Linked DNA regions of Homo sapiens: region 2 is linked to region 1. The links are chromatin loops, found by intact Hi-C in ENCODE. Cell type or tissue: dorsolateral prefrontal cortex. All regions are shown on one strand. Links, peaks and the distances in the headings refer to the core of each region. The heading gives the core; the rest is flanking DNA. Region 1 holds the start of LINC03123 (long intergenic non-protein coding RNA 3123). Region 2 overlaps LINC03122 (long intergenic non-protein coding RNA 3122).

The links. A loop is a pair of places that touch in the nucleus more often than their neighbours do. Peaks named below come from ENCODE experiments on the same cell type or tissue, not always from the same donor. Only the 100,000 strongest peaks of a DNase experiment are listed, where the experiment ranks them.
Region 2: it touches region 1 in a loop (3-fold over the local background); 4 of 110 quality-filtered maps call a loop at or near these places.

Annotation. Positions count from the first base shown.
Region 1 is chr5:61,727,323-61,738,991 of GRCh38, forward strand. LINC03122 (long intergenic non-protein coding RNA 3122) reads left to right here. Exons shown (of 2, transcript NR_126525.1): 2 at 2,724-3,675. LINC03123 (long intergenic non-protein coding RNA 3123) reads right to left here and starts at 8,376. Exons shown (of 3, transcript NR_105000.1): 1 at 8,303-8,376; 2 at 8,055-8,204; 3 at 5,468-6,424. In dorsolateral prefrontal cortex, for the core only: a CTCF peak has its summit at 5,082; DNase peaks (open chromatin) are centred at 5,139 and 5,757; H3K4me3 peaks cover 1,604 bases; H3K27ac peaks cover 3,062 bases.
Region 2 is chr5:61,669,953-61,681,621 of GRCh38, forward strand. All of the region lies in intron 1 of LINC03122 (long intergenic non-protein coding RNA 3122), which reads left to right. LINC03152 (long intergenic non-protein coding RNA 3152) reads right to left here. Exons shown (of 8, transcript NR_109910.1): 6 at 7,671-7,739. Among named protein-coding and RNA genes, the nearest start is that of LINC03152, 23 kb to the right of the region's middle. RefSeq lists an enhancer at 3,009-3,509. In dorsolateral prefrontal cortex, for the core only: a CTCF peak has its summit at 5,315; DNase peaks (open chromatin) are centred at 5,259 and 5,539; H3K4me3 peaks cover 629 bases; H3K27ac peaks cover 1,854 bases.

The DNA.
Region 1 (11,669 bases), core at 1,695-9,694:
TCATTGACCTAAATGTCAAGAAAATGACAGGATGATATGGTGGACATAAACATTAGTCTGGGAATCAAGGATCTTCCATGAGCTGTGAGTGTGATTTTTGGTCACAGTGATTTCATTTTCACTTTTATTAATGAAAGACATACAGCTGCTAGCCAGAACTTAGCATGAGACGGCCAAAGTTTGAACATATTAAGTTACTAAAGTTCTAGTCAAAGGCAAAGAAATGATGTTTTAGTGAGTCTGTGCCAATTTAATACACATATAAACTCACAAATATTGAAAGGTCTCATGAAGACCCCCATCCTACAGGGGCTTTGGGATGCCAACATTTGGACTGGATTATTTCTACGAGACCTTCCAGTTCTACAATGCTGTGCCAAATATTCAGTCTGGTGCCAGCAAAAGCAATGATGTGATAGGGAAGAATAATGATAGATATTGTATTAAAATCTAATTTTCCTTATCTCTACTTTACCTATCAAATAGGTAGCCGGGAATGAATTTACTTGAAACAGATCAGATGCCAAGCATAACCATTTCCCTTGTCATCTAAATTCTTCTCTCCTAAGAAAGATTTTTTTCATCAAAAGTTTTACTACACTTTTTTTTGAAGGTCAAAGGAATTGAGGCCTTAAATAGATAAGATGGGCAAGGGGAACAAGCTGGTTGGCTTTTGTCGGCCCACCTTTGGTCTTGAAGGGAGGGACTGCCCCTCTCTCCACTATGGAGCTTCTCCTAGTTGACCTGCCCAAAGAATTGTCTATCTGTGGAATCTCCCTGAGAGCATAATTTCTGTGCCTTCTAGGGAAAACAACAGGGGTTAGGAGAGGAGCTGGTGAGACTGACAGCCTGGGTTCAAATTTCAACTCCTGGAGGGAGCCTCCATTTTATTTAAATTTTCACATTTATCTAGCACAATGACTGAGTGAGGTTGGTTCAATTTCAGGGCAGTTGCTGCTCTTTTTCAAACTTTTGTGTGAATTAGAAAACACACACCTCCTTCCCCAAACCAAAGCATACACATACTCTGTACCCATGAAGCACAAATAGACACCCTGTCCTCAGGGCTGATGCCCCCTCAAGCAGAGCAGGGAGAGGATTCAGCACCATCTGCCTCTGCACTTGGTGCTTTTATGAAGGGCTTCACCTACCAACCCTATGCAGTGACCCTGACAGTCATCACTATTTCCTAACCAGGGAAGGTTAAATATTTGTGTTTCAAATAGATCATCCGGGCTATTTTGTACAAAATAGATTGGGAGAGGATGAGGCTGGTTTCAGCAAGTTGTTAAAAGCCTATGGCAGCTGTCCAGTTGGGAAATGATGGGCATTCAGGTGAAATGGGTGGCAGCAGGGATGGTGAGAAATGAATACATTCCAGGGATGTTAAGGAGACAGGGTTGACATGTCTGAGGCTGCTGTGAGGATCCAAGAGATGATGATGTTGACAGTGCTGATATTAACAATACTATTGACTGAGGGTTTGTGTGTACCAGTTATTTATATAAGTTATTTGAACCAAAGAAAAAAAAATTGACCACATCTCATGCCTGCATAGTTGCTGTAAGGATCAGAGATCACATAAAGTGCCCAGCCCATAGCAGATCCTTCATCATTGGTAAAAACTGGCCTTTGAAACTCCTGTGTTAGTTAAGAAGCCCTAGTTTGTGGACATGGGTGGATGTTGTCGGCAGTGGAACATAATCAAGACAGAGGCTCCATCACCTTCTGAGCATCAGGTTAGATTCCTCCTGTAACTTTTCAAAGCTGCAGATATTCAACCCCACCTCCATTCAGTTAGTCCAAGATAGGGGTCTTGGTATCAGTGTTTTAAAAGCTCCCCAGATAGCCAGTGTTGAGAAGCACTGAAGTTAAAAGAAGTCTTTGGAATCAGACAAATCAGGGTGACATCCCAGCCCTGCCCTTCACAGTAGTTTTCCTTGACTAAGCCTCAGATTTCCTATTTGAAGAAGGAGGATCAAAATTCCCCCCACTCCAGGTTGTGGGAGGATTAAATGAGGTGTTATGTGCACTCCATAGGACCTCTGGGACATCTCTTTTTATACCTAGCTTAGTGTGGTGTCTGGCCCCTAATGTGGGTTCAATAGACGTTGACTGCCATGACTGTGGGGTCGAGAAGCAAAGGAACTTAGTGAGGGCCGGCTCCAGGGGTGAGAACACTACACCTGTCTCCTGGTTTATAATCCTGGCCCAAAATGTGCTTGTTTCTTTCACAGATGTGGAAACCCAGGTCCAGTCAGGGAGTAAATAATCTCCCCAAGGACACAAAGTGAGAGAGCTGGAATTTGAATCCTAGTCTGTGTCCTTCTGCCATACACCAGGAATCAAATTCAGGCCATAGCTAACTATTCTAGAGAAAGACTTGTTACAGAAGTGATGCTACTGGGGAGAAGAGCCCTTGTCTCTTCTGCTTTGAACTGCTGGGCTGAGCCACAGAGTGAAGGGCAGGGGAACAGCTAGCCGCTGGCCAGGACAGCCCAGAGCCACTCAGACAAGAGCTCAGTGGTGAGGGCTGGGCAAGGAGGGAAGTGTAGGGAGGAGAGGGGGAAAAGGATCAGAGAGCTGCTGATTTCGGGGTGAGCAGAGAATCACATATTTCATGTCTGGTCAGATTAAGAATGCAATGGTATATGCCTGCCAATACAATGACTGGTAGACAGTAAGTATTCAGCAAACATTATTTTACCTTTTTCTTCTTTCAGAGCTGCCTCCTGCCCCTGAGGGGAGGAGTCCATCCTCTTCTATAGGATACACCTGTTGGCTTGTTTGTCCTTCCTTCCCCTTTCTGGGAATTGTTCTCCATCAACATGTTTATGGGGACAGCCATTTCTATACAATGTGACCTGTATTGATCTATTTTGTGTTGCTATAAATAAATACCTGAGGCTGGTAATTTTTAAAGAAGAGAGGTTAATTTGGCCCATAATTCTGCAGGCTGTACAAGAAGCATGGCACCAGCATCTGCTTCTGGTGAGGCCGCAGGAAGCTTCCACTCATGGTGGAAGGTGGAGGAGGAGCAGGCGTGTTATATGGCAAGAGCGAGAGCAAGAGAGAGAGCAGAAGGTGTCAGGCAACCAGCTCTCATGTGAACTAATGAGCAAGGACTCACTCATCACCAAGGGGATGGCCCCAGCCATTCCTGAGAGATCCGCCCCCTAACCCAAACACCTCCCACCAAGCCCCACCTCCAAGACTGGCGGTCAAATTTTAACATGAGACCTTCATTATCAATGTTTGTGTATCTACACATCCAAAGTAGATCATCATCTTTGGTCTTTGGGAGATACACCAGAGAAAAACAACTCCTCTGGCCTGGGAGATTTTGACTTTCTGCTTTTCATGTGTGTTTGCTTTTATCGAAGAGGGAATCTGCTACTTGCCTGATGCAACTGCATTTGGATACTGAACTGGGGCCCAAAGAGTCTCAAATCACTGCCTGGGAATGCCAATTTCTCATCATGAATTAGAAATCAATTCTAGCAGCCTCCCTGCTAAGTAAAAAAATTACATAATTCTTTCTGCACTACTGCATTAGGCTGATTTTTTTTTTCCTTTTCCTGAATGTACAGTAAATCTCTAGTGGTTTAAGCCATGGTGCCTCTGCTTAAACACAATATGAAATCGCTACCAAATTTAAATAAAAAATAAATTCTGTGTTGTGTTAGGAGTCTCTCCTGCCAAAAACTCTCACACAATTAACACACTAACAGAATGTGTTGCTAATTTCATGCCACTGGAGTCTTTTCTGCTTCAGAATATAGAAACAAAATCAGGTCAGAGCTCCAATAATAACAGGATTTTGTTAAAATATACAGCCCTGTGTTGTAGATACGTTGTAAGAATGGGTGAAAAGGGGACTCACAGTGATGCACGAAATAGCTCACTACTGCAAATAGAAGTGGGAGAACTTGTCTCCAGCTTCTTTGCAGAGAGAGAGAGGGGGAGAGAGGAGAGAGAGGGTGGAGAGAGATTAGGGGAGAGAGGTAGAGAGAGAGAGAGGAAGAGAGACTGAGAGAGAGGGAGACGGGTAGAGGGAGAGGAGAGAGAGAGGATGGGAGAAAGGGAAAGAGGAGAGAGAGAGGGAGACAAGAAGAGAGAGGGAGAAAGGAGAGAGAGGATAGAGAGAGAGAAAGAGAGAGGAGAGAGAGTTAGGAGAAAGATAGGGAGAGAGAAGAGAGGGATAGGGACAGAGAGGCAGCGAGGAGAGAGAGAAGCAAGAGACAGGGAGAGAGGAGAGAGAGAAGGAGGGAGAGAGAAAAGGAGGGACAGAGAGAGAAGGAGGTAGAGAGGGAGAAAGAAGAGGACGGAGAAAGATAAAAAGAGAGAGGAGAGAGAGGTAGAGAGAAAGAGAGAGAGGAGAGAGAGGTGGGGGGAGAGAAGTAGAGAAAGAGGGAAGAAAGAGAGGCTAGGAGAGAGACAGGGAGAAGAGAGAGGAAAGAGGGACAGAGGGAGAGAGAGAAAGAGAGAGAGAAGAGAGGCAGAGAGAGAGAGTTAGTTCAGCTCGGTCCAAGCCCAGACCCACCAGGTTCTGTGGGAAAGGGTTTCATTATCAATGTTAGTCCATCCAGACATCCGCATACTTTTACAGGGGGAGGCAAACGCCAGGCAAAGAAACTAGGGAAACACAAGCCCAATAAATCACAGCTAGGATTCTGATTCCCCTGGTTCATTCTGAGGCTTCCTCCCTCCACCTCTTAGCCTTCTTACACTGGGCCTCTTCTTTTCCATAACAAAAACAGCGATAATGAAAATATTTTGGCAGCATTGAAGGCCTTTCACATTGTGACCCTGACCTCCAAATCAATTTTCTTTATTCTTAACCTGACCTTGGCATCCATTCTCCCTGGCGTTCAATATTAGTTACAAAATCTTGAACTCCCCGAGACCTTCCCTCCTCCCCAGATAACCAAGGCAGGCCACACTGGGGAAGCTCTGACGAGGACAGAGAGAGAAGGCTTCTCGACAAAGAAAAATCATAACGAGATGAACAAGCCCGATGCCTTCTATAGGAGTCTCATTTGCACCAAATGCTATTAGCCCCATTATTTACTCAGACAACGGTGCAGGCAGCCTGGGCTCCCTGCTTGCGCGGGGCGCTGTGGAGAGCACCATGCATCACCAGCCGGCCCGGGCGCTTCCCTTAAATAGTAATATGTAAGGTAGAGCATGTTACATTTCATCCATCACCCATGGGCTCACCGAGCGCAGAGACTGGAGAAATTGCGCACATTTCTCCGTTGCTGCATTAATACTAGAAAGGGAGTGAACTGAACAGAGAAAGTGCCAATTTCAGCACACATGTTAAAAAGAGAAGCAAAGAATAGCAGAAAAAGAAAGCATCTCCCGTACTGAGATGCTGGGGTGTGGGGGAGGTTTTTAAAGGAGAAGACTGCTTTTCAGAACTCCTGTGCATTGACTATGAGAATAAGGACCCACTGAGACAAGAGTTCGGGGTCAGCATACATTTAGGAGAAGAAGTTGGCTGGCAGGGGCTATTTTTCTGCAAATTAGTTTTCTCTCAAGGGTAACGGTGGGGGAGGAGCAGAGGAAAATGAATTGGAGCCCGTTGAATAATCGCGTATTGTTCGGCCGGTTGCGGTGACCTATGAACTGATGCTCCGAGAAGTGTTTTCAGGCCTTCCTTTTATATGGGCGAGGATGGGAAGCCTCTTACAGCTGTTGACGAGTGTCCTGAAGGGGCAACGATGGGGATGGCAGTGTGGCCCCACGAACAATGGTCACAGAGCATCGGCTCCACTTGGCAAGAGAGGCACCGTCTGCTGGTCGGTACAGCTGACCGCAGGGCTGGACAGGTGGCCAGGCAGGAAGGCGAGAAGAGGCACGGTTCAAACTTTATGCTGATCACAAAGAATTGAGAAAAGGGGCAAAGTGAAGAAATACAGTGTAGCAGGACGCGATGGATCGACTTTCCTTGGGGATTAGAAGGAGCAAGAGCTCTGCAGTGATTCAAACAGTTCAGTGCAAATGGAATTCTTCTAGGATGTTTACAAAATAAAAGTGAATCAGTTCATCTAAAAGTATTTGTGCTTCATTGTTTTCAAGTCCAGATTCTGCCTGGAATGCATAGCATCGTGTTCTTCCTTCAGACATTTTATCATTCTCACTTTGGCATCAGAAAACCCTGCATCATCTAAACCAGGGCTTCTCTGTTCCCTTGAAACACCCAAATGAGATGAACTAAAAGTGCAGAGACTCTAAAGTGAAGCCGGAAGGGACCCTTCACAAGGGAGAGACTTCTTTGAAGTCTTGTACTTGTTCATCTTTTAAAAAGTACCTAAAACTGACATATTGTGCAGCAGTCTGAAATTTAACATTACAGATACCATTTTTAATTCCTTTAGCCATCTCAGTTGTAGGATTTCATTCTAAGATGCAGCTCAACCTGTAACAGGAAAAAAAAGAACAATCACCAATTTAATGCATATTTTGAGTTTAGGAGGACTCCATCTCAGATATCCAAAACTTATAATCTGAAAAAAAAATCTATGTCATAAAAGCAAGAAAATAGAGTAATTATAATCAGGGAAAATGGAAACTTCCAGAAGAAAGAACCAGTTTCATCTGTGGCTCCAGACAAACTGGGCATACCCCAGTTTGCAAAGCATTACAAAGGAGACAGCTATTGTAAAGTGATGAAAAGTAGACTTCCCTGGTTGTAACTACCTTGTCATAAAATGCCATGCCTGACTCACCCTAGGGCTGTCAGAGCACAGTGTAGTGCCAGGCATATAGCTGGTGCTCAGTAAATACTTGTTGAATTGAAAGTTGTTGATAGCGCTCTGCATTCATTTTCCCCTTTAGGTAGCCTGTGGCAGGGTGGTGAGCCTGGGATGGGGACATCTCACAGCCCAGCAGTAGGACAGGCTGTTCTTCCTGGAGGCAAAACAGGTTAGGGCAGCACATGGTCCCTTCCGTCTGAGTCTGAGTCTAAGTACACACTCACTTTTCGTCTCCGCCACAGACCAGCTGCATGATCTTGGGATCCACTTATCTGGGCCTTCCAGCCCTTCTCTAGCAGAAGGAAGCATCAAGCACCATCCTCTCAAAGGTCTATTTAAAAATTCTACAATACTGTGTATTTAGATTTATAAAGGACTTTTCTTTTTCACCAGTTGCTACCTGAGGGCTGAAGCAAGGGGCAAGATAGGGGAAGATAAATCAGCTCTGCTCTTGTCTCCCCTGTGCCTTTCCAGTTGGAAGGGCACAGAGGACCCAGTGTGGTCCCACCTGGGAGGCTGCCCACCTGGTGTCCTTTGTCCTGTTCTGGCAAGAAAAACCTCAGAACTGAAGACAGGCTGTAAAGAGTGGTGAAAAGCACTGCCAGTTAGTTACCTTATTACAAATTTACCTTAGATGAGGTAATTCACTAAGCAGGTCGCAGGGCTTCAGTGTTACACTCCTCCCACGGGCCCCCAGTAGTCAGTCTCTAGAGTTTGGCTTACTTAGTACAGGTGACCACATTCTGGTCAAAGTCAGCAGAGCCATCCTAAGTTAGTGTTCTGTGATATCGGCTCAATGTTTTGTGGTTGTTGAGACTGATTACCTGTTAAAATGACCCATATTTGAGGGTCAAATATTCAGGAGCAAGAAATGAAAAGAAGCAGATTCTGATTTCAAGATTTCAGGTTTTAAACATCAGGCCCAAATCCATACTTTCATTTTGTTCAGTAAAAAGTAAAGCTGGTGATTCTTAGAATGAAAATGCAGTGTTTTCCACTTGAAGAAATCCCAAACTTGCAAAATTAGATAAGTTAGAGAGTTACGTTTTTAATTATAAAGGGATTTTGCTTTCTACAGTGACTCACCCTATGGCTCCCGCTTCCTAGGAATTTAAAGTATTATTTACTCCCCTGCCCCCACAAAAATTCAGATGCCATTTTATATTTTATAAAATCAAACAGAAGATATTTGACTATATTTCAATATAAATAAAACATGGCATATCTCTCTTCTTGACTTAAGATCTCCTTTCTGAAGTATGGAAGTCTTGAAATTCTATCATATTTACTCACCCAAAAAACACTGAGCAGGCCCCGTTCTACGGCAGGCACAGTGCTAGTCCTGAGGGTATATCCTGGTCCTCTGAGACTTTTCTCTTTTCTTCTCCACGACTTCCATTCTCTCTGTGTCCTCCAGAGGCTGGGGCGTATTGTGGGTCTGATCTGCTGGAAGAGGGGCTAATTATATTAGGATGACAAGTCATGCCCTTCAAGACGAGCATTGAAGTTGAAGTTATGGTAAATGGTCAAAATAAACTTGCAATCAGAGGTTGAGAACTTTCTCTCATGGAGATTGGCCAAAAGCAGTGGTTCTCAAAGTGTGATTCTTGGACCAGCCACATTGACATCACTGGTGAGTTTGTGAGCAAAGCAAGTTCCGGAGCCTGACCTACTGAATCAGAATCTCTGGGAATGGTGTTTGAGAAATTGTGTTTTAACAACATTCCAGGTGATTTTTATGCACATTAAAGTATGAGAACCACTGGCTTGAAGTTAATTAGGCTTCATGTGGGCAAAGCTCTGAAAAAGTCTTCTTTCAAATCCTAATAATATTACCAACTGAGTTCTGTCAGCTGCCCAGTGATAACCCTGGTTTAATCTTCAAAATCACACAAGCATCTCCAACCAAGTTATTTATGCAAAGTTCCAACTCAGAGAGAAAAATAGCAAATTCTCAGTGATACTCAAAAGGGAAAATATTTGGACAGGTAATTTTAGGAATGGGCTATGGATCACTATGTACAATAATGAAGTTGAGCAATTAGGTTTGGAAAGCCACAGCACAGAAAATAATTAACCCACAAAGTAATCATCTTGGAAGTCCCAAAGCTAATGATTAAAATAAACCTGAAACAAATGATTGTTTAACTTTTAAGCTGTGCTTGTTTTAGCCACAGTGTACTTCAGGTGTGAGCTCCTGGGAATTCCTCCTGCCTGCCGAGATTGGCTTTAGGACGAGGGCATGTGTCCATTCCTCTGCCTCTCCTTCCCTGGGGATGGTTTCTTTGAGTATCACAGAGTAGCACTCCAGTTTGGGTCGAGGAGGTTGGCTGAGCTGCTCGACTCTGCTGGCACTGAGGGGCATCAAACCCCAGAATGCAGTCTGCAGCTGTGGTGGGCTTCAGCCATATTGAATCCTATATAACCTTGGAGGCTGGGATGCACACTTCGTTTTTATGCAGCTTGCTTTGCACTTTCATTGGCGGTTTATTATTGCAAAGCATGATGCTCCCCTCCCCCACTCGCCTCTCCACCCAAAGAAGTGAATTAATAACTAGAAAACGAGAGAGAAATGAGATCCAGAAGGGTCTGGGCTTCTGAATGTCACTGTGAGCAAACAGCGGTGGAGAGAAAAGGTTCCTTTCCATCTTTATGTGCAGTGCTGTCTGTGCATTGACTTGTTTCCTGACACATGAGCCATGGCTTGAAAGGAATTCAGGCCCCAGCAAATTTTGCATTGCGCTTCAATGTGGCCTCTGGGATTGAATAAGGGCAAATCTATTATACTGTTGCCATGGAGACCCTGGCACAACTGCTGATAAAGAGTGTCTGATGTTTGGTAGGCCTCATAGCATGGTACATACCATTTAAAGGACGGTGTGTGTGTGTGTGTGTGTGTGTGTGTGTGTGTGTGTGTGGTGTTTAGCATGCATGTGTGAGTCTGTAAGGGTGAGCATGCTTGTGGGAGTGGGTGGGGTGACTGGGGGAGGGGAGCGGAGAACAGGGTGCAGTTGGGGAGGAAGGAAGCGTGGCTGGCTTGGCATGTCATGAAGGAATGTACTGTATTTTTACAAGGAATTTGTAAATACTTTCTTGCCTCTAAAAATTAATCCTGCCCTCTAAGAATCTACATGTTAAACAGATGGGGGCAGCAGAAGATGCACAGACTCTCCCCTTGGTCTAGCAAAATTAGTCTTTAATTCATCTGAAAGAGAATTAAGCTAATACAATAAAAGTAAAAATGCGCTCTTTTGCGTCCTTTGACGAATGCTGCCTCCTTTCAACCGTCTGTCTGAGGATCAATAGTGGGTCTGTAAGGAGCGCCAGCATTTGCTAGAGCAGGCAGTGAGATGATGGATTTTAATCATTCACATGATTTTATAACCACGAAACAAAGAAGGCGGATCTGGCTTCCACATGCATAATCTCAGTTTTGCTGTTTTTGATTTTGCCAGTCCTACATGCAATTCCTGTCTGGAAGGTGCATGTCCCGTTTCCAAATTCCATTCCACACCTCCATGTTTGCTTCTCAGTGACCGATACGGGCAACTTGTGTGTTTCATTGGGGCCCTTTTCCCCATTAGCCCCAGACCTGGAGAGGGGTGGCACTGGGAAGTCCTGAGCTGAGCCTCCTGGCTGGCGTTGAGGTGAGTGGGGCATCTCAGGCGTAATCACCTACAGTAAGCAAGCTTCAGAGTGAGCGGCTCTAACAATGGGAGGCCAGGCAATCTGTGACAGTTGATAGGATTATTATTATTACAGAGCGCAAAAAGCTTCTGCTTTCTTTTCTGCTCCTTTGCAGACCTCATAAGGCCTCTCTGTGATTTCTGCATAGTTAATTTGTCAGTTTATAAATTACCACATTATGTTAACGCTGAATGCTTCAAAACACAAATATATGCACAGAGGGCTTGAATATTTGAAGTGTTTTAGTACTATGGGGAAATAATTTTGTTGTCAAGCTGTGGCAGATATAGAACTGCTAGGGGATACATGGCCATTTCATCAGGACTGTGTCGATGATGGCCTGTGAACATCCAAGGGGGAAAATCATCTTTTATCACTATTGTGTACCGTGCCGGTCCAGATGGAGGATAAAACATGCATGAGTTGCCCGCAGCTCTGAAAATAATTATACTCATTTGCCAGAAATGTAGAAAGTGCATCCAACCAAGTTACCACCCATCATAGTGACACTCTGTTTGCATACTGATGAAGTTTAAAGCCAGAGACAATGGTGTTGGTATCAATATTGGGGGGGGGGTGCTAGGCACCACCAGTGCCGTAGGATTAATAGCACCATCATTTTATATTATGCAGCATTTCACTTATGCTGCATATCAAAAGACTACTGCCTCTGAGGTTCACCTCACTGTTTAGAAGATTACAGTTTGCTTTAAGACTCCAAACATTAGCATGGCTTCTTTGCAGGTTCCATAAATGAATGCAAAAATATCTGTGTCCAATAGAATGCCTAGGATGTAATTATGGGTAAATACGTTTGGATGCCATTATAAGTGCCTGCATGTGTATATATGTGTCTGTGAGTGTGGGTGGGTACCTACATACCCACATGCACACGCATGATTTTGGAAGACTGCAATGGGATATGAGATGATAATATGCGCATGCTAAGTCCTGGTGCTGCTGCAGAGTCATTGATGAATGGGTTTTTTAAATGTAGGAAGAGAATGAATACAAGTAGGACCCAAGAGAATAATTCTTTATATTGCAATCAGCTCAGCTTATATGTACTTGCTTTAATCGTAGAAATCAGCAATAAAAAGCATAGACTTGGTTATTTAATCCTTACTGAGTAAAAGTGAACGTCTTATAATGACCCTCTAAAATATTATAAAATATTAAATTATTTTGATATGCCTCTCATTTTTAGACAACTATAAAATG
Region 2 (11,669 bases), core at 2,030-10,029, 57 kb before region 1:
GCACTCTCCCAGCCCCTGTAATGAAGACATTAATTGTATAAACAGTTGTTTAGCGTCTATCTTTCCTACTTGAATGTGAGTTCCAAGAAGGCTTGATAAATTGGTATATTAGGCTGTTTCTGCATTGCTGTAAAGAAATACCCAAGGCTGGGTAAAGAAAAGAGGTTTAATTGGCTCACAATTCTGCAGGCTATACAAGCATGGTTGCAACATCTGTCTCTGGTGAGGCTTCAGGAAGCTTACAATCATGGCAAAAGGCAACGAGAAGCCAGCATGTCACATGGTGAGAGCAGAAACAAGAGAGAGAAAAGGGGGAGGTCCCAGAGTTTTAAACAACCGGGTCCCTCATGAACTAACTTGAGTGAGAACTCACTTATCCCCAAAGGGATAGTGCTAAACTATTAATGAGAGATCTGCCATCATGATCCAATCACCTCCCACCAGGCCCAACCTCTTACACTGGGAATCACATTTCAACTTGAGATTTGGAGGGGGCAAATAACCAAACCATATCAATAGGCATTTGTAGAAAGACAGAACAAAGGAATGTTCCTAATAAGTAAATGAGTACCTCGACTTGCCAAGCAGACAGTAGACACTTAATAATTATTTGTAGAACTGTCATGAAATTGAAGGCAGGAGCCATGTCTGTTAATTTCTAGATTCATGATATGACTTAGTTCAATAAATACCTGTTGCCCAGTGTTTTGAATAACCTCATCAGAATTAACACAAATAATGGAGAACTGGCTGGAACATAGTTCTGACCTGCACTTTATGGATGTTCCTCAATGTCAGCAGAAGAATTACTGCTATCTTTACAAAGAACTGTGTCAGCCAAGGCATGATTCTTGCCTTTAATCAGCTGACTTTATGTTCTGTAGTCTGGGAAGAGCATGATTGCAGGAAAGGACATGGATAATGTAACCGTAGATCCAAAGAATGACAGTTTCTAAATAATTTGTCCCTTTATTCTCTTTAGTGCACTTGTACTTCTATTAGCCCAACCAATCCAATTCTTGGTTCCCCAAACAGGTTCACCATATGTACCTTCAACCTGACTTGTATGAAGACTTGTTTTATTAGTCACAATTAGTTGCAGGTGCAAAGACTGAGGGCACAACTAACTGTGTCTGGAATCACCTCCTCACATATGCAATTAAACACTTGCACACTCAGAATTAGGTTCAAGTGGCTAATTGCACCCGGAAGTAGGTAATTGCAGGTGCAATTAGCTACAAGTGCAATTTTTCACCCGAGACTAATTGCTCCCAAAGTAAGGAGATAGGGATTGGAAATTCAGCACTGAATGTATGTGTGGTTATTGCAACCACCTGTGATTTTAATAGTCGCTGCCCCCCCCACCCCCGCACAAACTTGTAGTGTGGTGGCCTCCCTTTGGTCTTTTTGAATAGTTAAATTGCTTAACTCCTTCTGTATATTTATTCTACAGCATTCTCTTTCCAGTTGGGTATTCTTTTCCCTACTTAGACCCTGTTTCTTCAGAATTTATTTATTTTCTTCTGGAACCCCTGGCTATTTAAAGGCCATATATTCCTCCACTGTTTAACTGTATCTAAAACTTCTCAGAATCTAAGTAAGAAATGGTCAATAACTTGAACAGCTTACTGGATGGTAACCATCAAGTAGCTCTTGAACACTGTTCCTTGAGGAATATCATTTAAACATAACAGATGTAAAGCTCTTCTTCCCATCCCTGGTGACGAGGAGATGGATCACTCCATCAAAGCACCCAGAAACCTGTCTTCACTAGCAGGTTTAATTTTTTCCTACTAGCTTTTCTCCTGTATCAGTAAAAGTCCAATCAGGAAAGCACCATCTTTTTTTATTATTTTATTTTATTTTATTTTATTTTTGATATGGAGACTTGCTTTGTTGCCCAGGTTGGAGTGCAGTGGCACAATCTTGGCTCACTGCAACCTCTGCCTTCTGAGTTCAAGCAATTCTCCTGCCTCAGCCTCCCAAGTAGCTGGGATTACAGGCAGCCACCACCACGCCCAGCTAAATTTTTGGATTTTTAGTAGAGAAAGGGTTTCACCATGTTGGCCAGGCTGGTTTCAAACTCCTGACCTCAAGTGATCCACCCGCCTTGGCCTCCCAAAGTGCTAGGATTACAGGTGTTAGCCACCATGCCTGGCCAGTTTTTTTTTTTTTTGTTTTTTAATGACTGTAAAATGAAAGCATAATTGGAAAAAATTCAATGAATTTAAATTGAATAAAGTTAAAATAACCAAGGAAACCAAAACTGTTAATACTACTACAGAAAGTCTTTTGATCATGTAAACATTATTTAAGTAAGGAGTTGATCACCATAGTTATTTTAACAGAGATAATTTAATAAAGGGGATTATTAGGCTAGTATTAGGACTGAAAAGGCAAAAAAGGAACCTTGAGGCATCTCAGTGACGGTAACTGCAGGGAGCAGCTACCACCCCAAGGGCTGAGGAAACAAAGCAAGAGACTGGGGTTAATAGAACCTAGATGCTTAGGGGAAGGGCCCAGCAAAGCTGGAACACAGGTCTCTGGTGGAGGGTGTTCCCAGGCTGATGCGGACTCTCAGCAGCTTGAGGAGGGATCACATAGAGCTGGGACTCAGAGCTCTTAAGAGGGGACACTGCCCAACTGGTTTTGTACCCTTGGAATTTGGAGAAGAGACTTGGCAGAGCTGGGACCCAGAATGTAGAGTGGGGCTTCCTCCCAGGTGGTCCTGAACTGTAAGCAACCCACTAAACACTGCAGCACTATGGATAAAATGGAAAAAAATGCCTGCAGGATGTGCCTTGGAACCTGGGGCTTGTGGTCTTTTGTTGGATCCAACCAGGATGAAGCATGTTTTGATATGGGCAGGTAAAAAAGGGGCATGAAGTTAGTGAATCAGAGCCTTTGCAAGTGTGTACATTTACGTGTGTCTTTTCTCTGTGTTCGGCATTTTCCTTTGCATGATTTTATTCTCATTCTTTCATGCTGAAAATGCTTGCGTGTGTGTGTGTGTGTGTGTGTGTGAGAGAGAGAGAGAGAGAGAGAGAGAATATCATAGTGAGTGCAAGCCAGTGGTGGTCATAAAATGGTAATCTTAGCAGGTGTGTACAGCTGGCCCTGCCCAGCGATCTGCAGCAGATTTCATTTCCTCATAGCTCATCTGGCTGGTTGATCTCCTTTTGCCCTTTCCTGCTGTGAGAATTCATGGCCAGCCTGAAGCCAACCTCCTGGCTTCTGTGGAGTGCTGACTCCTCCACTTCCCTGCTTAGTCACTCTGAGGTGGAACAGGATCCCACTTGCTAAGCTAGTGGCTGCTTCTGCTGAATGCCAATCTGAAGGGGCGATCAACCCCTTTGAACTCCCTCTGGCTATTGAGTCTGCCATTGTTCAGACCCTGCAGTGTGCATGGACTGGTGACAAAGCCCGGGTGAGGAAGCAAGAGATGACAACCGGAGGGGAACAGGGGAGGGCAGGAAGGCCTTTGACTTGGCCTGGACACCTGGCGATGCTTTATTGCCCCAGACAGACTCTCCTGCTCCAAGATCCAGCCCAGGGGCTGTGAAGGTCACTCGGCGCTCGCCGCCCATGGGAAGGAAGTGTTTCCTTGGGCAGCAGAGCCAGGCTCCTTAATGACTGCTTCAGCTGAGCATTTCTACTTGGAAAGGAGAGCAAATGTTCCTTTGCCCTTGCCACCCTGCTTAGTTGCAGCTTAGGCCTCTCAAGAGGGAACATAAATATTAGGGAAGTTGGGTCACCTACCAGTGGTTTGGGCTAAGAAAACATTTTTTTCTTCTCAGGAAAATGAATAAAACCACATGATGGAAAATGCTAGAAATAGAGGAAAGGGAACAACAGCTTTAAAAAATCTGAGTAACCTGTAATAATCACTAATAGCATTTGAAGGTGTTTTTACCCACCCCTCCCCTGTGCAAATAGTTCATTCATTCATTCATTCTCTAAGTGTCAGTTGAGTGCCTACCATTGCCACTTGCTGGAGATAGGACCCTGAACAAAATAGATCAAAAGTCTAGCTCCTAGGAGCTTCTATTCTTGGTAGGGGAAGAGGGGCACATCTTGCATTCAGTTTCTTTTCCTGTTGTCATTTGTCAGTCAATCTCAGCAGCACTTCCCTTGTCATTGCATTGTCTTCATACCCATTATTCTGATGATTGCTTGTTTTTCCGAGTGAATGGCTCAGACTCCACTTAACCATGTCACTACTGTCCAGTGGTTTCCATCTGCACAGTTTTAAATAATGCTGTGGTTAGTATATTTGTGCAGGCAGATTTTAAAAAATAGATTTTTGGGGTAATTTCCTCTCTGGCTATATCTTACACAGTATCAGGTAGGACTCTTGGTTACAAACAACAGACCCCAAATCTGGTTAACTTAGGCAGAAAGGGAATTTGTTGGAAGGCTATCTATCCAGCAGCCTATGGAATTATCAGAAGGCTGGAGAACCAAGCTCAGAAAAGCATCAGGAACGAGGGTCAGGGGGCAAAAGTACAGCACAGGTCCACGCCCTGTAGAGTCCCTGAGACCTGCTGCAGGCCCCTCCTCACTACCTCCTACTCTCCTTTCAGCTCTTCCAGCTTTCCAAGGAGAAATCTCTCTCCTCCTGAAGCCTCCGTCTTGCATCCTGGAATCTTGAGTTCAGGGTGGAGCACTGGTGGCCGGGTGAAGGTCAGCAGCCTGCTGTTCTGTTTCCAGGGAGTGAGAGGAGGTGTCCTTCCTGGCTCTCCAGAGAGGAAGTGGCTGCTGCCCCTCACCTCAACTTAGGGAGGCTGCTTGGACCCTCAGTAGGAAAGAGGAGAAATATCCACTACAAACACGTTCCTTTTCTTCTTATATATGTGTTTGTTGTGTGTGGGATGACAGAGGGTAGGGACACGGTTAAAGACACATCGAACATCACCTGCCAGAGAGGGGTGTAAACACTTCTCTGCATTGCTAGTAGGGTCCAGGTATTCTCAGCACCTCCAGCAGCCTGGGGGACTCAGCCTCCAGGACTGGAGAAAAGAGGGTGAAATTCACATTGATGATTGCTTTTTGATAGGTAAGAAAACTGGGGCTTAAAAAGGATGTGTGACTTACAGCGGACTATGTTGCCAGCAAACCTGGGCTGCGGGGACTTGAGTCCAGGTCTTCTGAAACACCCGAGGGTTAGTTGGACAAGTATTACTTCCCTGCTCTGGGCTGGTGGCCTATAAGGGGTGCCTGGAGCAATCCTCTTGCTGGGACAAAAGCCCTTTCAACAAAGGGGCCTTTGTAACAAGCCTTTCTTTGTCTGGCCACCAGGCTGTTCCCTGGAGTAATTAAAGCCTGTAGTCCTTAGATATGAGGCTGGCTAACACTGCTTGACAGGAATACAGCAATGTGAGTTTGGGTGCCAATGCTAGATTGGAAATGCATGTCTTCCTGCTCCCAGACACCTAGGCATGAACCACATGGCTAGATGGCCCTGCCCCTCCTCCCTGGCCACTCTGCGTAGAGGAGGACAGCACCCACTGGTCCTACAGGATGGGGGCTAGTGGCACTCTCCTGGGCAGTGCCAGGCAAGTAGACTGTCATGCAGCTTTACTGCTGTGGCCGCATCTCTGGGACCTGCTAGTGGACATCTGGCTTACTACTACTGCTCAGAGGAGAAAGGTCACAGCCTTCCAAGGGTCCTTGGATATCTGGCACTGTGCACCTGCATCTTGTCCACAGTGTCCCCCCTGGGGTGGGGAGGTGCCTCTTTCCTTTGTCTAGGGAGATGGTCTCCCCTGGACTCCCTTGGGGTCTCAGGACACAGCATTAAAATTGGCTTGTGTGTTTAGTCATCTTCTGTGAGGCTGGACCTTTATGCTAAAGGTCCCTCAACTAGTGGAGAAAAGACAAGCTTTACTCTCCCCAGAACTAGGAAGTTAACCTTTTATGAGAGTTGTACTGCTGGGGACCGCGAAGGACACCGGAAATAAACTCCGTCTCTGCTCTCAGAGAACTTTAGATGTCTCTCGGTGCGGCCACCACTTGGAGGGGAAAAGAGAAACTTCTCTCATTAAAGGCAGTGCCCTGGCTCAGGGCCTTCTCAGGCTGAGAGCTCTGTGGGGCTTTCACTCACCCTGTCCCCTGCAGACACCTGAGGTGCAGCTCACCTGCCAGCGAACGAAGGCATTCCAGGTATAGGTTAAAGTGGAATTTCGGCATTGGCAGAGTTAACATTCATAAATTCAACAACTTGTGTGTGCCCTCAAGGGCCCGTGGCAGGAGACGAGGTTTAATTGTGCTGAGGCACACATTTCCATCACATGGGGTGGGTGGGTCTCTTCACTACTGAGAACTGGGTACCAGGGTTTCAGCAGTTTTGGGCTCTTGGTTCCTCACCACCAAAGGCAGTTTGTGGGGGATCTTTATGTTTCAGCAGTATTTGAGAATCTGGGGAGTCATGAGCGGCTCAGGCTGGGTCTCCTGGTATGCAGGAGGTATCTGGTGGGGAGGGTGCTGGGGTCTGGGAATCCCCCCTCGCCATGCCACTTCCCCTCAAGTCCCCAACCCTCTGGAGCCCTCAGGCTTGGGATCAGGCTTTTTCAGGCTCAGCCCCACCTGCCAACCAGGGGCGGGTGCACCCACCCTCAAGATGCACACAGCTGCATTGTCTGCAGATAATTTAAAACCAATAATAAAATCGACTGTGAGTCAGTTTGCTTTTTCTTATCCCTAGGCCAGTAATTCTAAACAATGTCAGTGATAAAATAATCCTCCCACAAATCTTTTGTTTGTCCATTTTCTAAACAATTGCTGTGGTGACTATTGAATTTTAATTCTATACACTCATATACATCTGTGTGTATGTGTGTGTGTATACATATATACCCATATATATACACACATACATATATATGCTTCAAATTAGCATAGTTAATTACTTATCCTTTTACTAATATTATAGTCTATGTGAAAGTTACTTAGGAGAACTTCCAGTAAGAAAGAACAGTTCAAGATGGTTCGAACTGGCTTCAGGCACAGTTTGTGTCTCCAGCCCCTGTTGTACTAAGTATGCCTGCATTTAAATAATCGATAAAGGATGATAGCACAGTAATTGCAAAGCCAAGACACAAAACCTGAGTTAATTTAATTCTGTCATTCTGCACAACCACTTGGAATTTTAATTTGTGTTTAAAGTTTAGGAAATGCAAATTTTAGTTCATACACGAGATATTTGACTGGATTTGAATAATATCTTGAAAATTAAAATTTATTCTGTTTAAATTATTGTTTTAAAGCTAATGAATGAATCATGAGAGTAATAATAATTAATGATTATTACATGATTCTCACTGAAAATAATTTTGTCCCATAGAGGAGGGTACTAAAAAATGATCAGTTTGGGGAGTCAGATATGTTATCTTGGCCACTGTCCATGGTGATGCAGATGACAGAAATTGTTCCAGTTTATTGAAACAGGAGAGCATTAATAATCAGGTATTAATTGGCCTATGAACATTTTGGAAGTGCTGAACAAGCAGATTCTGGTTTGAGCTTTCAGAAACAATTCCAGTTCCCCAGATGATGCTCTGATATGATTGAGGGAAACTGCATCCCCCACTGTCCGTGGCAGAGCCCACCATTCTGCCATGATCTGAGCTAGCAAAGTAAAGGCCTCGTGCTGTGCCTCCCATCCCACTGACCTGGCTCTCAGTTGAGGTCTCATGCAAGTGGCTCTGATTGGTGGAACCCAATCCCATCAGGAACCCTACCTGCAAAGGAGGAAGAGAAAATTAGTTTTTCATTTTCTGGTGTCTACAGTATAGACTGGTTCCCTGAGGAAGTTAGGAATGGAGGCTGAGCCAGCTGGCCTACAGCATCCTTCACATCTACCCAACCGAGTTTCTACACTTGACCTTTTGGTCTCTAGATGGGGAAGAACCTCCCCTGTCTGGCAGCCAGGTTCTGCCTCATGCTGGCTTCTGGAGAGAATGACTGTCTCTGTAGTGAAGTGTGTCCAGCCCAGCTATTCTTTTCTTTTCTTTTCTTTTCTTTTTTTTGACAGGGTCTCACTCTGTTGCCCAGGCTGGAGTGCAGTGGTGCAATCTCAGCTCACTGCAGCCTTGACCTCCCAGGCTCAAGCGATCCTCCCACCTCAGCCTCCCAAGTAGCTGGCACCACAGGTGCATACCACCACATCTGGCTATTTTTTTTTGTATTTTTTGTAGAGACGGTGTTTCATCATATTGCCTAGGCTGTTCTCAAACTTCTGAGCTCAAGCAATCTACCTGCCTTGGTCTCCTAAAGTGCTGGGCATAACAAGCATGAGCCACCATGCCCAGCCTCAGCTCAGCCATTCTTATGCTGCCTCTTACCATACCCCCACCTTCCCACACCCCATGGAACTTCTCTGCCTAGGCTCTCCAACTTGGAATCTTCTGCTGGTGCATTGTGAGTAATAGCTCCAAATCTTCTCTCCCTCAGCACACAACCATCTCTTGAGTAAAGGCTGCTTCAAAACTCCCACAGCTTTTCATAATGCCACCCCTAAACTCTGCCCCCAACTAAAGTGCATGAATCTTTATCATTATTCTTTAATAGTAACTTTTTGGGGGATTCTTCTCAATACATATTTGCAGACTAAATATAACTCTTGTCCTCAGGATTTTTCACCATCATTCTCATAACATTAAAAAGATTCTAATTTGCATCTAAACTTGGGTCCCTAAATCTCAGCCCTCCTGTCCCTTGTAGGGACAGTGGGTGTTTGTGGTGATGTTGGGACTGAGGAGTAGGTTCCACAATGACTAGGCTAGAGGGTGACTCTTCAGAGAGAGGCAGGATGCAACCTTGGCAGGGAAGTGCCAGGTGAGGCCCAGGGAGGTTTGAGCCCTAAGTCTGTCCTGTGGCCCAGGACACAGGGCCCACATCAAAGACTGAAGCTGCTTACAAGGTAGGAGGAAAGAACATGCAATGACCTGAAACTGAAGAGGCTGGATTTCTTTCTGTCAGAGGCTCTTAATAGCTGTGTGACCATAGACCAGTCACTTCACCTCTCTAGGGAAGAAGGTTACTTCCAATGAAGATGGTTATTTACTTGTGAAGTAGTGGGACTAGGAAAATGGGTGGCACAGAAGGAAGGAGGAAGCAGGGTTTATGACGCTGGCATATCTCTCTCTGGACTGCCTCTGGAGGAAAGCCCTGAGACAGCACAGATTCCCCGCATGGAAGGCTATGCCTTGCTCTACCCCACCCTGCCCTCCGCCACCAACAGGGCACTCAGAGGAAATACATCCAGAATCCTGAGCTCCAACATGGAGCAAAACCAAGGATGGAAGTGGGCCTGGCAATATCTGGGCTAGAAGTCATATTTCCTCATTTTCTTTTGAACATGGAACCCTTTTCCCGAAAGGCTTTGTTCTCTTCAAAGCACAGTTTCCCAGTGTCTGTCCTGCAGGGACACTTTCATCACACACACACACACACACACACACACGTATCTATAAAATTGATTTAATTTCTTCCTGGGTTCTCATTTACCAAAATAACAAACCAACTAGGAAGTCTCTCTAAAGGAGAACATGGTCAAGATCAGACTCTTCTCTAAAGATACAGCTAATTCCAGCCAGCACATTAACATTCTAAAGTTAAAAGTGCATTGTGAAATGTAAATCGATGTGACATTGTCAAACAAAATGACCTGTGGGCTTGGGAGGTTGGTGCTTGTAGGAAGAGGCCGAAGTGTGCATCTTAATCTTGATTTCCTTTGGGAATATTTCCTCCACTGTGTTCCTGACTCTGATTATGTTCTTGTGCGATCAAAATAGCTCTAGTCTCCAGGGCTGGACAGTTCCTTTTTCTTTCTTTCTTTTCTATTCTTTCTCTCTCTCACACTCTTTTTTTCCCCACAGGACAAATTATTGTTGTTTTGATCAGTGACAACTGTTTGATTTTTTAGCTATTAGTATATACATGTGCACAAAATCCCATCCTATTAGGAAGAAAAGGATTGGATTTAAAGTCCTGCTTGTTGTATAGATTATTTAATGCACAGGGGCCTTAGAAAACCAAAGTTCAGCATTCAGGGGTTGACCTCAAAATGGCATGAACAATCCAATAGGCAAGCACCAGGTTTCTTCATTTATATCCATAATCACGGGATATGATGAAGCCTTTGGCCTTAGGAAAATTTCAGTTGGGATTTGTATTTAACAGCAAGCTTATCTTTGGCTTGGCTTTAAATGGATAGTAGGGACAGTGTAAGCCAGGTAGTAACAGAAGCTCTGAATTACAGTATAAGGTCTGTCTCTCCAAGCTCTTCTTCCCTGTCTATAACATCATTTGGAAACTTCTCTTCTGCACAGTGTCATAGCCATTTTTTGGATCTTGAACCACAGCCTAGTATTCAGGGTATCCGTCTGTCTCCATATCTGGACTTCACTCAGACACTGCCTAAACTCTCTTTCAATTTCTTTAGCTATGTACTTCAGTGAACGGCAAACAAACAGATCATTTTCCTGATGGTGATAAGGTGGTAATAGACTTTACTTCATTGCCTGGTGCCCTTCAGATATGCTTCCTACAAAACTCCTCAGCAGAACAAATATAGTTACTGAATTTGGTTACTGGTACACAATGAAATAACAGTGCAATAACATAGTTACATGGTTATAATATAGTTAAATCATGCAGCAAGTTGCACACAATAGAAAATGCAGTTAGGCAGAGAGAATGAAATTAAGGGTTAGAGGTAAAAGAGAGGATGTATCTTTAGATGTGATTTGAAATGAAAAGCAGACACCCCAGAAAGGACAAAGATGTCACCAGATGATGCCTGAAGAAGCTGCTTCTCTTGTCAACTAAAGCAAGACTGGGTAAGGACAGTGGGAAGGGCATGTTCAATTGGCTGTATAGCTGATTTTGTATAGCCCTTCTTCCCCTCCACTGTGATCATACTGATTTAGTCCTTATTACCTTTTCTGGCCTTTACAATTGCTAAATAGCTGATCTTCCAGTTCTCTTCTGAGTTATCCCACAAAGCACTGCCAAATCAATTGTCCTTTAACACCACTCTGATTATATCATCCTTCTCTCCCAAATCCTTCAAGGCTTCTCATTACTTACTGAAGTAGAGTAAGTAGCACTTTCTTAGCTTGGCATTCAAGGCTCTTTCTTCTAGCTGTACTTCTCAGAGTGAAGCAGCACATCAGCATCACCCGGGAACTAGTTTAAAGTTGCAGAATCCCAGGTCCCATCTTAGACCCATTGGATAGGAATCTGCATTTTATCAAGATCCCCAGGTGATTCATATGCACAGAAAGCTTGAGAAGTGCTCTAGCCAAACTAAAATACTTAACAAATATTTTCTTTCCTATTTCTGGTTTTTCCCTATGCTACTATATCCACTTTTACATCATCTTTGCCTATCTACACATGGGACCCTTTTATGATCATCTCAAATGTTATCTCATCCACAGAACCTTTCCCCATTATCCCATGGACAAGGCAGACTGATCTTCAGAATGCCTACTCTGCCCTTTATAAACTGAACTTCCCCCTGATGAAAGGGTAGTTTTATTATACCTCTTGACTTGGTCCTTTTGGCCATAGGGAGTTGGTCCATGTTGGATAATCAACATTAGAGCAGTTCAGCTAGAGGCCACCCAGTAACCCAGAATGTGGTCACATGAAATGTGAGTAGT